2 separate regions of the Homo sapiens genome follow, and region 1 is linked to region 2. A link is a loop called in an ENCODE intact Hi-C map of the cell type or tissue named here. Cell type or tissue: breast epithelium. All regions are shown on one strand. Each heading gives the region's core, and the rest is flanking DNA. Links, peaks and the distances in the headings are about the cores only. Region 1 has its middle 12 kb from the start of SGPL1. Region 2 overlaps SAR1A (secretion associated Ras related GTPase 1A).

Region 1 (3,032 bases), core at 218-2,717, 650 kb before region 2:
CTTTTATAGCTCCAGACTTTTGCATGTGCTATTCCCTTTTCTTGGAACATCCTTCTCTCCTTGGTCTACTTTGCAACCTTCCCCAAGACCCCTAGGTAGGCTCGAATTCTCTTTTCCTGTGTCTCCATTTCCCTAACACTTAGCACATTAAGTCTTAATTTCTCTGGCTCCCTCAAGACCAGTAACCACTCGAGGATGATATTATGTCTTTTCACCTGTATGTTCTCTAATCTATTCCGTGTTACAGACATTCAACAAATGTGTGTCTAATCAATGATTTTGTGGTTACCTGGAAAAGAAGTGGGTGTCAGAACTAACCACAAATGTCTGAAGAGTTGTCATGGTGAAGAAGGCCCAGACTTGATTCGTGTGGCCATAAAGGATAGAACAAGAATACTAACCAGAAGCCTCAAGGAGGCATATTTCAGCTCAATATTAAGAAGAACTTTCTAGGCAAGAGACCTAAACAGAAAATGAACGGGCAGCCTTGAGCAGTAGAGAGCTTGTTGTCATTAGAAGTGTTTAAATGATAAATGCTAACAAACCCTTGGTAGGAATGAGGCAAGGATTCAAGCATGTAGTAGATGAATGATCTGAATAAATACCTGAGACTCTATGACTCACTTATTCATCCGTTCAATGAATACTAGGCATCAGGCACTGTACCAAGAGCCTGATGAATTAACACAAAGCAAACACACCCATGTAACCACCACATAGATCAAGGCCCTATTCTTGGTAGTGAACAAGGCAAATGTGGTCTCTGACCTCTTGGAACTTACAGGCTTGCAGAAGAGATATATAAAATTGTAAGAATTATTGGGTACTAAGAGAGAGTACAGGAGGAGAACTAGGTATGGGGACCCAGTTTTGTTCCCCTAAGGCCACTTTGTTCTATGACCTTGGATGTTCTGGAGAGCTCAGGCTTATTCTCTCTACTCTGATGCCTGCTCTTCCAGTTGGGTGGCCTTCCTGAATGCTGGCTTAGACCAGTCTATACCTGTCAGCTCCAGAGCTGTGAGTCCTGGTCAGATGACAGGTAACTAGGTAACTTTGATCATCCCAGGGGAAACAGGTGAGTGAGCCATGTGGGGTCTTTAACCATGCCTCCATTCTTTCCTTTTCTCTTTTCTGAAAGACCATCAGAAGGCTAGTCATGCAGAGCTCAGGACAATAAAGGCACAAAGAATGCTATGATAGATGTACCCAAAGAGCCTGGCAAAAATTCAAACTCTCGGAGCAGCCAACCTTCATCAAAACACTCAATGGTACTGGCCGCAATCCAGAACTCCATGCACAAAGCAAAAAAGACATAGCAGGTGAGCCAACAGCATGTGGTCACAGGATTTTCTCCTGTACTCTGATGGGGAGTGGCATCAGGAAAAAACAGCAGCCATTCACACAACATTAGCTTGATCTTGGTAAACACTAATAATTAAAAAGCAAATACTATGCATCATACCTTTACTGTGGATCACACTCTGTGCTAAATGATCTTATATGCATTATCTTATTTAATCATCAAACAGCTACATAAAGTTAGAAGAATTATTATTTCTATTTTACAGATGAGGAAACTGAGGTCAGGAGTTGTCAAAATTTGGTTTAAGTCACATAGAGAATGGCAGGCCTGAGTAACTCTGGAGCCCAGGCTTCTGGCCTCCGTTCTGTGGACTCTTTCATGAGGTTAAATGAGAGCCCGCCAAAGCAGAGTGAGTTGAAATGAGCTACCCTCTCTGACCTCCAAAGGCAGGTGAGCAAGTCCTCAGCACAGTAGCAGTTTAGCAAGACAGTTCACTGCATAGGCAAAGTCAATAGGAAAACAACAAACTAAAAAAAAGTATTTTAATTACTCGTATTACAAAGCGATAATCTCTCTAATACATGAATCCATCTATCCGTATACGAACTAACAAACCAATAGAAAAATGAGCAAAGGTCACAAAAATGCATACAAATAGCATTTAAACACATGAAAAGTCAACCTCACTCAGTAAAGAAATGCAAATTAAAGCTACACTGGCCAGGCATGGTGGCTCAGGCCCATAATCCCAGAACTTTGGGAGGCCAAGGCGGGTGGATCATGAGGTCAGGAGATCGAGACCATCCTGGCTAACACAGTGAAACCCCATCTCTACTAAAAAATACAAAAAATCAGCTGGGCATGGTGGCATACGCCTGTAGTCCCAGCTACTCGGGAGGCTGAGGCGGAAGAATCACTTGAACCTGGGAGGCAGAGGTTGCAGTGAGTCGAGATCGTACCACTACACTCCAGCCTGGGCAACAGAGGGAGACTCTGTTTGAAAAAAAAAAAAAGCTATACTAAGGAAGCACTGGTCTCCTACAAACTTGACAAGCTTGTGGGATGCCCTTAAACATGTAACGTATTTGAAAAGAAGGAAAGTCAATGATGTAAATATCTATCTCAAGAAATTATAAAAACAATAGCAAACTAAGCCTAAAGAAAGTAGAAGGTAATAATGAAGAGGATCAACAAAATGAAAAATTGGTTTGTTAAAAATAACTACTAAAAATAATAACCCCTGGCAGGATTGATAAAGAAAAAAGAGAGAAAGGGATGAGAGAAAGAGAGAGAGAGAAAGAGAGAGAGAACAAATTCAGTCCAATATCAAAAATGAAAAAGAAGATATCACTATAGTTCCTAGAAACAAAGATATGGTCTTTATGCAATAAATTTGAAAATGTAGATGATATGGAAAAATTCCTAGAAAAACACAATACATGCCAACACTGAAATGACAGAGATATTGTAATTATCTGACAAAGATTTTAGAGCAGCCATGATTTTTTAAAAATTGCTTCAGTGAGAACTTAGGAACACAAAACAAATGAAAAAAATAGGAAGCCTCAGCAAAGACATGGAAGCTATAAAGAGCAAAATGGAGATTTTAGAACTGCAAAATACAATCACTGAAATAAAAAGTCAATGGATGGGCTTAACAGCAGAATGGAGGAGGTGGAGGAAAGAATCAGTCAACTGGGAGATAGAAATTAACCAATCTGAAAAAAAA
Region 2 (2,570 bases), core at 1-2,500:
TTAGGCTTTAATGACTGATGAAACAATATCCAATGTGCCAATCCTTATCTTGGGTAACAAAATTGACAGAACAGATGCAATCAGTGAAGAAAAACTCCGTGAGATATTTGGGCTTTATGGACAGACCACAGGAAAGGTAAGAGAAAAATATTTGGGTTACATATAAAGGACATTAACAGTTTTTAAAACATGATGTTTCGCTATCTAGATTACCCTTTTCTTTTAAAGGCTTAAACAGGCTTAGGATTAGTTTTACTGTGAGTATTTTGTAAGCTCACTAGAGGCAGGAGTGTGTTCTTTTTAACGTTTTAAATGGGATTCATTCATCAGGTATTTGAGGAAGAAGGAAATGGTAGAAAAGGCAGATTTACTCTTCTAAGAGTTTATGATTATCTTTCAAATTTGATTCTGAGAAATTGCTTTTGAAATAGCCCTTTTTAGCCAGAAAATAATTTTTTTTTTGGACTGGAGTTTGCAGGTTATGAAGAAAAATAATCATTTCAATCACTTTCCAAGCATTGAAATCAAAGCACTTGATTATCCTCATTGCTTCTTGCTGAGAGAGGTAGGACTGTTGGCCGCATTTTGCAGAGGAAGAAACAGAGAGTGATTTGTTCAGGTCTACACAGCAAGTCAGTGATAAAACCAGAAAAAGAACTTGAGTCTTCCAAATCAATAGTTTTTACTGTCTTCAATTGGAAGGAGGACTCTTGTAGAAAAGCAGGCTTGAGAGAGAGAAAATCTAGATCAGATAAAGTTAAGCAGGAATCTTACTGTTCTTTTTAGCTTGGGGTTTTGGCATATTTAGTTTTTAAATATCTTCCTTTTCTGTGATAACTTTCTGACTTTTTTACATGGTTCCTTAGTCTCACCTCTTCTTGATTATCGGTTTCTTTATAGAAATACTTCCTTTCTTTCATTTAATTTCTCCTCTTTTGCATCAGTATTAAATACACATGAATTCTTCATTTCTTCAGTGCCACCTGTTATGAGTGTTTATTTCTGCATGCTTTTGTTAATGAGAATGTCCTTATTTTTAAACAGTCCCAGACCTCTTTTCTGCATCAGAGGGCATGCTGGTTCCATAAGTCCCAGTGGCTTTTTTCTTGGTTTGCTGCCATAACTTTACAGATAAATATTGGGTGTTCAAAGCAAATGCTCTTCAGAGAGAGAAAGGCTGGGAATAGAACTGTGCTGCTTATTCTATCCTGAAAACACGAAGCCTGGGGAAGTCATCTATATGGCCTTGACCACATTTCTGTAATTAATACCTACTTAGGTTTGCTTTTAAGGAATGGATAAAATGATTGTAATGATCGTCCTTTCAATCTTTTCCACCACAGAGATGCTAACAGGCCTTTCTTGGTTTTGCCTCCTTTAGGGGAATGTGACCCTGAAGGAGCTGAATGCTCGCCCCATGGAAGTGTTCATGTGCAGTGTGCTCAAGAGGCAAGGTTACGGCGAGGGTTTCCGCTGGCTCTCCCAGTATATTGACTGATGTTTGGACGGTGAAAATAAAAGAGTTTTACTTCTCTGGACTGATCCTATTCACAGCTTCCTCATGAACTTTTCTAATAGAACAAGGAAAGCTCTCCAACCATGTCTGGCGTTGAGAAGCCAAGAGTCTCTGTCAACTCTCTCATTGCCCAGTGGTGACATGTGCTCTTCTCCACACTGTTGGGAGGTAATGCTGCCCCACGTGCTGGTGCAGGTCAGTATCCTGGGACTTGGAAGCTGGCAGGATTTGCCGGGTAAAGCTGTATGCCATCATGGGGCACCTGAAAAGAAAAACACGTCTCACCACTGTGGTTGATTCAAAAGAAAGTGATTCTATTTTTTAAAGAAAGCGTTGTTAATGTAATTGGTATCCCTCCTAACTTTTTGAGTTCACAATTTACTTGGTCCAGAGTTTTCTATTCTTTTTTTTTTTTAAACTAATGAATGACATTTAGATACTTCATAAAATTATGAACAGATATGGAGGCCAGAGCTCATTTGGGTAAACTTACTCCTGCTGAGTTAGCAGGTTGGTGAGAGAAGCTCCCCTGAGCTCACCTGTCTCTCTGACTGCCTTGGAGTAGGTGGCATAACCTTGTGCACAGAGAACTAGAAAAGGGGCAGAACCCCGGCCTTGCAGTTGTGGCAGGTTTCCACTGTGGTAAGCTAGGTTCATTCCTCATCAAGGAATGTGTAGCAGATTGTTCACTGTGGAGGAGTTAATTATAGAATGGGTTATTGTTGTTATTCTTACTCATGAAGTTACAGATTTTAGCCAGTCTTTGCTTTTATACTTTTGTGAAATTTAATTTCTCTCTATAGCACCTTCCTTTTTCGTTTTCAGTTATCAAAAGTGACTTTGACCTCATAAAAGAGTTGAGAACATCTCTCGTGTCACATACTGCAGGTGCATCAGTTACTTTTGCACAGATTCTAGGGGGACATTTTTCTGAATAGGAAGACAGGACAAAGTTAACAGCTTAAGGGCTCTTAATTCTGTGAGTTGAGGACTTAAAAGTATTGTAGCATTTGTTTGGATCCATGAAAAATGTATTCAGTGGGCTTTAAAATTT

Evidence for each region. A loop is a pair of places that touch in the nucleus more often than their neighbours do. Peaks named below come from ENCODE experiments on the same cell type or tissue, not always from the same donor. Only the 100,000 strongest peaks of a DNase experiment are listed, where the experiment ranks them.
Region 1: a loop joins it to region 2, with 22 times the contacts of the local background. A loop is called at or near these places in 3 of 110 quality-filtered maps.

What each region holds. Positions count from the first base shown.
Region 1 is chr10:70,802,221-70,805,252 of GRCh38, reverse strand. No RefSeq gene overlaps it. Among named protein-coding and RNA genes, the nearest start is that of SGPL1, 12 kb to the left of the region's middle. In breast epithelium, for the core only: no CTCF peak of the experiment used is centred there; DNase peaks (open chromatin) are centred at 982 and 1,272; H3K27ac peaks cover 641 bases.
Region 2 is chr10:70,151,404-70,153,973 of GRCh38, reverse strand. SAR1A (secretion associated Ras related GTPase 1A) reads left to right here. Exons shown (of 7, transcript NM_020150.5): 6 at 5-136; 7 at 1,382-2,570. The coding sequence ends at 1,498. Among named protein-coding and RNA genes, the nearest start is that of TYSND1, 6.0 kb to the right of the region's middle. In breast epithelium, for the core only: no CTCF peak of the experiment used is centred there; no DNase peak of the experiment used is centred there.